Regions from separate parts of the Homo sapiens genome. Here region 2 is linked to region 1. Evidence: chromatin contacts called from ENCODE Hi-C or POLR2A ChIA-PET data. All regions are on one chromosome and are shown on one strand. Each heading gives the region's core, a stretch centred on a gene start or an enhancer-like site at or near the end of the contact. The rest is flanking DNA. Distances are from core to core; before and after follow the strand shown.

The links. Hi-C counts contacts between places; a loop is a spot of excess contacts on that map. ChIA-PET counts read pairs that join two places held with the same protein, here RNA polymerase II (POLR2A). Pooled maps may share reads with other maps.
Region 2: a loop to region 1 is called in a map of endothelial cell of hepatic sinusoid, with 4 times the contacts of the local background. The contact joins two enhancer-like sites. A Hi-C loop is called at or near these places in 22 of 168 maps with a recorded cell type or tissue (A673, CD4-positive, alpha-beta T cell, CD4-positive, alpha-beta memory T cell and 14 more), 5 of 37 single-sample maps with no recorded cell type and 20 of 50 pooled maps. POLR2A ChIA-PET finds 5 or more read pairs at or near these places in 16 of 52 experiments (B cell, CD4-positive, alpha-beta T cell, CD4-positive, alpha-beta memory T cell and 13 more).

What each region holds. Positions count from the first base shown.
Region 1 is chr2:113,137,020-113,140,676 of GRCh38, reverse strand. No RefSeq gene overlaps it. Among named protein-coding and RNA genes, the nearest start is that of IL1RN, 11 kb to the right of the region's middle. Within about 2 kb of position 2,021, at least 4 of the 41 ENCODE cell types and tissues checked have a DNase peak (open chromatin) inside an H3K27ac peak, as active enhancers do; they include body of pancreas and stomach, where a contact is called at or near this core.
Region 2 is chr2:113,218,230-113,221,886 of GRCh38, reverse strand. PAX8 (paired box 8) reads left to right here. Exons shown (of 12, transcript NM_003466.4): 11 at 1,709-1,795; 12 at 3,278-3,657. The coding sequence ends at 3,354. Among named protein-coding and RNA genes, the nearest start is that of PAX8-AS1, 16 kb to the left of the region's middle. Within about 2 kb of position 1,771, at least 11 of the 41 ENCODE cell types and tissues checked have a DNase peak (open chromatin) inside an H3K27ac peak, as active enhancers do; they include body of pancreas and stomach, where a contact is called at or near this core.

The DNA.
Region 1 (3,657 bases), core at 772-3,271:
AATGGGAAGTGCATATTAAACTAATATATTTCATAAAGAACTAAAAGTAGAACTACCCTTTGATTCAGCAATCCCACTACTGGGAAAAGAAGTCATTACACGAAAAAGATACTTGCACACGCATGTTCATAGCAGCACAATTTGCAATCACAAAATCGTGGAACCAACCCAAATGCTCATCAATCAATGAGTGGATAAAGAAACTGTGATATATATGATATCTATATATGATATATGATATATATATATATATATTGATAGATATAGCTATAAGGTGGAATACTACTCTGCCATAAAAAGGAATTAATTAACAGCATTTGCAGTGACCTGGATGAGATTGGAGACTATTATTCTAAGTGAAGTAACTCAGGAATGGAAAACCAAACATTGTATGTTCTCACTGATATGTGGGAGCTAAGCTATGAGGATGCAAAGGCATAAGAATGATACAATGGTCTTTGGGGACTTGGGGGGAAGGGTGGGTGGGGGGTGAGAGATAAAAGACTACAAATAGGGTACAGTGTATACGGCTTGGGTGATGGGTCCACCAGGATCTCACAAATCTCCACTAAAGAGCTTACTACATGTAACCAAACACCTCCTGTACCCCATTAACCTATGGAAAAATAAAAAAATAAATAAATTAAATAAATGAATGAATATACTTCAGAATATGTTGGCAGTGAGTTTTCATCAGTTTCCGATAAGCGCCCAGGTGCTCTAGGGAGCACAAACAGCAAAACACTGAATCTTTACTTTAAGGTGCTCAGGGGATGGTTAAAACATACACCTCTGGAAAGACCCCAGAGGCGCCATGCAGATCAGGGGTCTGGGCTACAGGTCCTCATGGAGTCTAGAAGAGGGGGTTATTGAGGGCTGGTATGGACCGTGCTCGATGTCTTCATGGAACAAATTGTCCAAGAGCCTCGCTTTGAGGAGATTTTTGTAGGAACTAGGGGGTGCAGATGGGGAGAGAGAGCACTTAGAAGTAGAGCATGGGGTGGTGAAAGGACAAATTTCAGAGTGTCCAAGGCCTATTTATGCTTTAGGACAGACTAGAATCCTTACCATTGCCTACTAGGTTAGCAAGATCTAGCCCCAGCCTAGCTCCCTGTGCTCCAACCACAGGCCTGAGTTGAAAGAAAACTAAACTCCTGTGACTTATAATAAATACTGCCAAGGAGGGAAGGCGAAGATGTCAGTGTGACTCCATTGTGGCCTAAGGAAGATGTGTCTTGACTCTACACACAGACATACTGATCTCTTGGCAGGAAGCCCCTTGGAGTGGAGGTGGAGCGCTCAGGTGGGGCAGCTTGAGGTCCCTGGTCACTAAGATCTTTCCTCTGCTCTGACTCCAAGCAAATCAAGTTTCCTGAGTCATCTGACTGTGTCAACTGTCCCTGGGAAAGAATGCAGGCATAGCTGGCCCCTGAACAGATCCATTCCCCACTGTAGTGAGTGCCTGGGTATTTTATCTATCTCTTTTACGAGTTCTGTCCACTACCCACCAACACACAAAAGTACGCATTTCCCTTGTAGGCACGCCGTTGGGATTCCTGTGCTGAGTTCCAACATGTGGGTGTGTTCCCCCGGCCGAGGAGGGAAGTGTTAATTCCACACACCAGTCAATCATACAGGTAAAAGGTCTGCAACAGATAACAGGATGACAGGAAGTGGACTTTAAAGCAGGCACAGAAGACTTAGAATTTCTCGGGTGTCACCCCTTGGAGACTAGACATTGGCAATAGGCAACATTTGGATACTTGTCAGGAGTCAGGCCCCACCTCAGCTTGATTGATAGGTGAATGAAAATAAATTTTTCCTTAGAGTGAAACACCTAGAGAGTCTTGAAAAACCAGACCTTCACTAATTTGAGAGCATGAACCAAACTGATTATTTGCCTTGTCAAGATTCTTTCCAGGCCGGGTGTGGTGGCTCACACGGTAATGCTAGAACTTTGGGAGGCTGAGGCGGGCGGATTGCTTGAGTCTGGGAGTTGGACACCAGCCTGGGCAAAATGGTGAAACCCCGTTTCTATTTAAAAAAAAAAAAACAAAAACACTTTCCAGAGCAGTCAGGTGTGTACAAAATGCTGACCCCTGGTGGATATTTCCTGAACTACTCTTTTAGCTCCACATGAAGGAGACCCAGAGGCAAGACGTCAAAGCTAATCTTCCCTGTTTTTAAGCTTTCTCAGGTTTAAAGCTAAGAACCCAATAGATGAGTTTCATTGTCTCCAGAAACTTTTATGGAGAGAACTGGGCTGAATATCAAGCATGTTGAGATTTGCTGTTGTGGCTAGGGATTTCATAGTTATGTGAAGAGAAAACAAAAACTTATTTGGTTTCCCCAAGATTTGCAAGAATTTTACCCCAATTTGACACCCCCTGTTGAAGGCCAATTTATGTTCCCCCCAGAATGAAGCTTGAAATGTGTTTTAGCCAGCCTGTGATTGAGAAAATAGAAAATCTTCTACCTTCAACCCAAATTAACATGTAGTCAAAATGTACTGCTGATGCGGTAAGTGGCCTTTCTTTGAAGTTAAAGACCATCTCCCTCCATTGTATTGACAGACACTACCAGGGCCAGGTGGGAGAGCTGGGAGGACTTGACCTCAGGGTCCCTGACTTAGGAGCTATGTGGTCCACAGGGCCTCAGCCCTGGCATCATGATGTCCTTGTCCCACACCCAGATCAAGTGAATCAGAACCTCTGGATGGAGGAGGTAGGCCACTTTTGGTAAAAAGCTCCTGCAGGTCAGCCTGATGAAGACACATATCTAGTTCAATTCCCTCCTTTTATGAAAACTGAGGCCTAGGGAGGAGAGGTTGCTTGGCCAAGGGCCCCCCAGGGAGTCTGTAGGAAAACTCTGACTCACCAATGAAAGACCTGAATTCAGCCTTGAATTTTCAAACAGTTGTCCTTGATTCTGTAGTGTTGTAGTAGATCAGGCCCAGAAGTGACGGAAGAAGCCACAATCCTCTTGAGGCTTGCTTGTCTTCCCTCTCTGTGCTTTTCTCTCCCATCTCAGCCCCTCCACCTCCCAGTCACCTGTGCACCGCCTCCCAGTTGAACAAAAGCCTCACTTAAGCATGAACCCCAGGCCTGGCTTTCCTAATCCATGGCCCCTGCCTTGTGCTATATAAAGTGCTGGCCCCTTGATTATTAATTTCCTCACCGCAGGCTGAGACCAGACCTGGAATACCCCACCAAGCCAAACTCAAATGTTTGCACATCCACTTGCTTTAAACATAGCCCCAATAAGCCTATGGTAATCCATTTAGAACCTGCCTGCTCTGTATACTCCATGAAACTGTATCCAATATCTGCTGGCCAAGGATAAGCCCCAAGCCATAAAGGCCTCAAGCCACTGCAGCCCATAGGAGCTCTCTGACCCAGAGATTCCCTGCTGTGCTGCTGGGTGACTTCACCTGGCCATGTAAGCCCCCTTTCCAATTCTCTTCTTTCCTAGGAGTCCTCTTGCCCTCCTTCCCCTCTGAGTAGGACCCCATCTCCACACTATAGCCTCCTTGACCAATTCCTGCTATAAAGGACCTTCCCCAGTGTAAACCTGTTAAAGCATCAACCCGAAAGCCTATGTGTGCTACCGCCACCTCGTGGTCATATCTTTTTTCTTAACCTCCAAATATCTGAAAAA
Region 2 (3,657 bases), core at 522-3,021, 81 kb before region 1:
TAAGGAACTTTCTTACTGTGTTCTCAGTCCGTCATTGACTTCCTAGACAAGGAGAGGATCCAGTAGCCTTTCTCTGCTTTAGGCTGCTCCTCTTCATCTCTCTTCTTCCTGTATAAATGCCTACTTGTCTGGCAATAAAGCAGCTCCCACTAACCCCAACCCAGGCCTTAAGACTGGTTGGATGACTGATTTAAGCCTCCATTGAGCTTTATTTTCGCACCTGTTTAATGGGAAAATAATAAAAGCTTAGATTTATTGAGCACTCCCTGTATATTTGAAGCATGGTGCTAAGCATTTAATACATATTTTGTCATTTAATTCTCATTAAACCAAATGAGATAGGGATAATTATTTGGCCCATTTTACAGATAAGGAAACCAAGGTTCACCTGTAAGTCACTCACTCAGAGAGGCTAAGTGACTTGTCCAAGTTTACATAACCAGGAAATGGGAAGTAAGGATTTGACTCTAGACAGGTCAGCTCCAGAGTCAGGGAGTTTCGAGCAACCCCTCCAAAGAGTCTGGGGAAGGAGACTCAGAACCACATAGCTCCCAATCGTAGGTGAGTTTCTGAAAGGCTGGGTGGACATTCATTGAGTCTCAGGGTTGGCAGGAATCTAGCTTTGTAAATGGAATTATCGCATAAGTGAATAAAGGGATTATCTGCAATTTGGAGTCAAGAGCCCTAAGGTCGAGTTCTACTCTGACATTTAACAACAGTGTGATTTGAGGCAAACTGCTTAATCATGCTGCACTCCAGTTTCCTTTTCTATAAATTGGTAGTATCCATGAGTACCTCATGGGGTAGTCTTGAGAATAAAAGATCATAATGTATGGGAAAGTGCTTTACAAACTTTAAGCTCTTTACCAAGCACCGGTAGTAGCTGTGGTGATCAGTTTGACTTTGTTTTTGTTATGTAAGGGAATTCTTAAGTAATTTCTTCGGTAAATAATTCCTTTGGAAAACTCAAGAATCCATTAACAGAAGGAGGTGATCTGATTTACTTTGTGTAAATTTATACGTTGAGTTTGCTTAAAGCGGCAGACTCAGGATGGAACAACAAACTACTCCAAGTCCCAGGACACAGCTTCCTGAGGGTGTGTGCCCTCTGGGGCTCTCCCTCCTCTCCCATCCTTAACCCTCACACCTCCCCTCAGCCCCCCATGCACACAAACACACACACTCATACCTAGCGAGGCTAAAAGGTTCATATATATGGATGTCCTCTTTGGCCCCTAACCCCATACCCCTGCTGTGGGGCCCTCCCAGAAGAGCCCTTCTCCAGAAGGTCCAGGCAGCAGAAGGAGCAGTTAGTCCCTGGGCCCTACACTCACAGCACAGTTTCCCAGCTCCACCAAACCCTCCAGCTCTGGGAGCTTCCGCAGATCCCAGAGGCTCAGTTTCTTCATCTGGAAAATGGGGGTAGTTATAACATCTACCTTCTGGGCCTCCTGGGAGGGCTGTAGTATGTCAAGCCAGTGCCTCCAGTACCTACGGAAAAGGACACTGCCCCAAATTTTCCAGATCGATGGGTTCCAAAAGGGATGACAGAGGGACCTTCTGAGCTCCATTGTCCCTGCCGTGGCTCCAACTGTCTCCCCAACCATTCCTGAGCTTGCCCATTGCCAGCCCTGCAGACCTTCCCACACCCCAGCCCTGCATTGATGCCCTTCACCTCACAGGCCTCTCCCCTGTGTGCCTCCAACAGGAAGTGAATACTCTGGCAATGCCTATGGCCACACCCCCTACTCCTCCTACAGCGAGGCCTGGCGCTTCCCCAACTCCAGCTTGCTGAGTAAGTCCCTGGGGCTGCCCAGGCCTCTGCTGGGCAGGATGGATGGAGTGGTGGGGGGCAAGGGTGGGTCAAAGGTTACCTGAAAGCTGGGAGTCCTCAGATTATACAGAGGGCCTGGGAGATGGTGCTGTTTGTGATGGAAGAAGGCAGCAGGAGGGCAGTGTACCTGGTTGTTTGGGGAAAGAGGGCAGAAGTCCAGAGGCTTCCAGGCATTCGTTTCCCTCCTGCTTCTCAAGCCCATGTCTTTTAAATCTTTGTTTTGTGTAAGATTCAGGGCTCAGGCCTTGAAGGGGAGGACAAGGGAGGACTTGAGAAAAGCCTAAGAGAGGACCTCCTGCCTCCACGGCTTACAGTCCCACAGTGCAGACACTGACGCAGGGCACCCGCCAGAATGTAACTGCCCTCCTTCCTGGGAGCCAGTTTCAAGAATGCCATCCTGTTGCCCCCATTAACCATCTAAGTGGCTCAGAAATACTCATGATTCAGCACCAAACCCTTAAACAGAAATCTTTTGTTCCACCACATTCCCCATATTTAGCCTGAGATGAAGACAGTATTCAGGGTCGAGGTCCAGAGAGTGAGCTTCAGCGAGCTTCCAGGCTTCTCTTCACCCCTCTCTTGTCCTGGGGTCCTGAACTGGGAAGAGAAGCTTTTCAGCAAAGCAAAACCCCACCAATGGGGGGACTTGAGGGATCCCACTAGAGCCTCCCTGAGTGGTGGCCTTGGGTGTATCAGAGCAAACCGGAGCCAGACAGAAGCAGTGATCCAAGGATGGCCAACCCCACAGGCACCATTGCAGGCTAGGAACCATCCATTCCCCAAGACCCCCTCTCCTCCCATTACCTCTTTGTATTCCAGAAATAACTTGAAAGGTGGCAGACCTGGGCCCTGTTTGCCAGATGAGTTCAACTCCAACCCAGCTTTCCATTCAATTTAGCCAGAAAAGACGAGGGCAATGAGACATGCCAGGGTTCAGGCACCTTCCCACTGAGCCTCCCCAGGCTGCCCATCCTGCAGGTGTGCAGAGCCTCACCTTAAGGGCCGTCAAGCCCAGATCCCCTTTGACCCCTCAGCAGTCTAATCTCCCTGGGTCTTAAGAAAGAAGACTCTCTGTCCTGGCACTGTTTGGGCAAGGCTAGGGAGGATCCCAATGACCTCTCAGTGCACTTGATTCTTTGGGGTTCCACATGCAATTGTTTTCTATTGCCCTCTCCCTATTGCAACGAGGGTGTTGAAGGTCAAAGCAGCCATAGGGGGAAGGGGCAAGAAGCCACTGTTCTCATTCTGGCCAGAAACTCAAAGGTGAGGCCAGAGAAGGAGGAAATAGGGCTGGAGAGGAGTTAATCTTCGATGATCAGATAGGCCAGAGAAATGAATGATTAACTTGTGTTGTCTTAAAGGTCAGCAGATGCAGGGAAGGCTATGGTGCAATTTTCCTTTCTGACCAGCAGTGTTGTTGTTATTTTTTTTTAATGTGTCCAGGTTCCCCATATTATTACAGTTCCACATCAAGGCCGAGTGCACCGCCCACCACTGCCACGGCCTTTGACCATCTGTAGTTGCCATGGGGACAGTGGGAGCGACTGAGCAACAGGAGGACTCAGCCTGGGACAGGCCCCAGAGAGTCACACAAAGGAATCTTTATTTATTACATGAAAAATAACCACAAGTCCAGCATTGCGGCACACTCCCTGTGTGGTTAATTTAATGAACCATGAAAGACAGGATGACCTTGGACAAGGCCAAACTGTCCTCCAAGACTCCTTAATGAGGGGCAGGAGTCCCAGGGAAAGAGAACCATGCCATGCTGAAAAAGACAAAATTGAAGAAGAAATGTAGCCCCCAGCCGGTACCCACCAAAG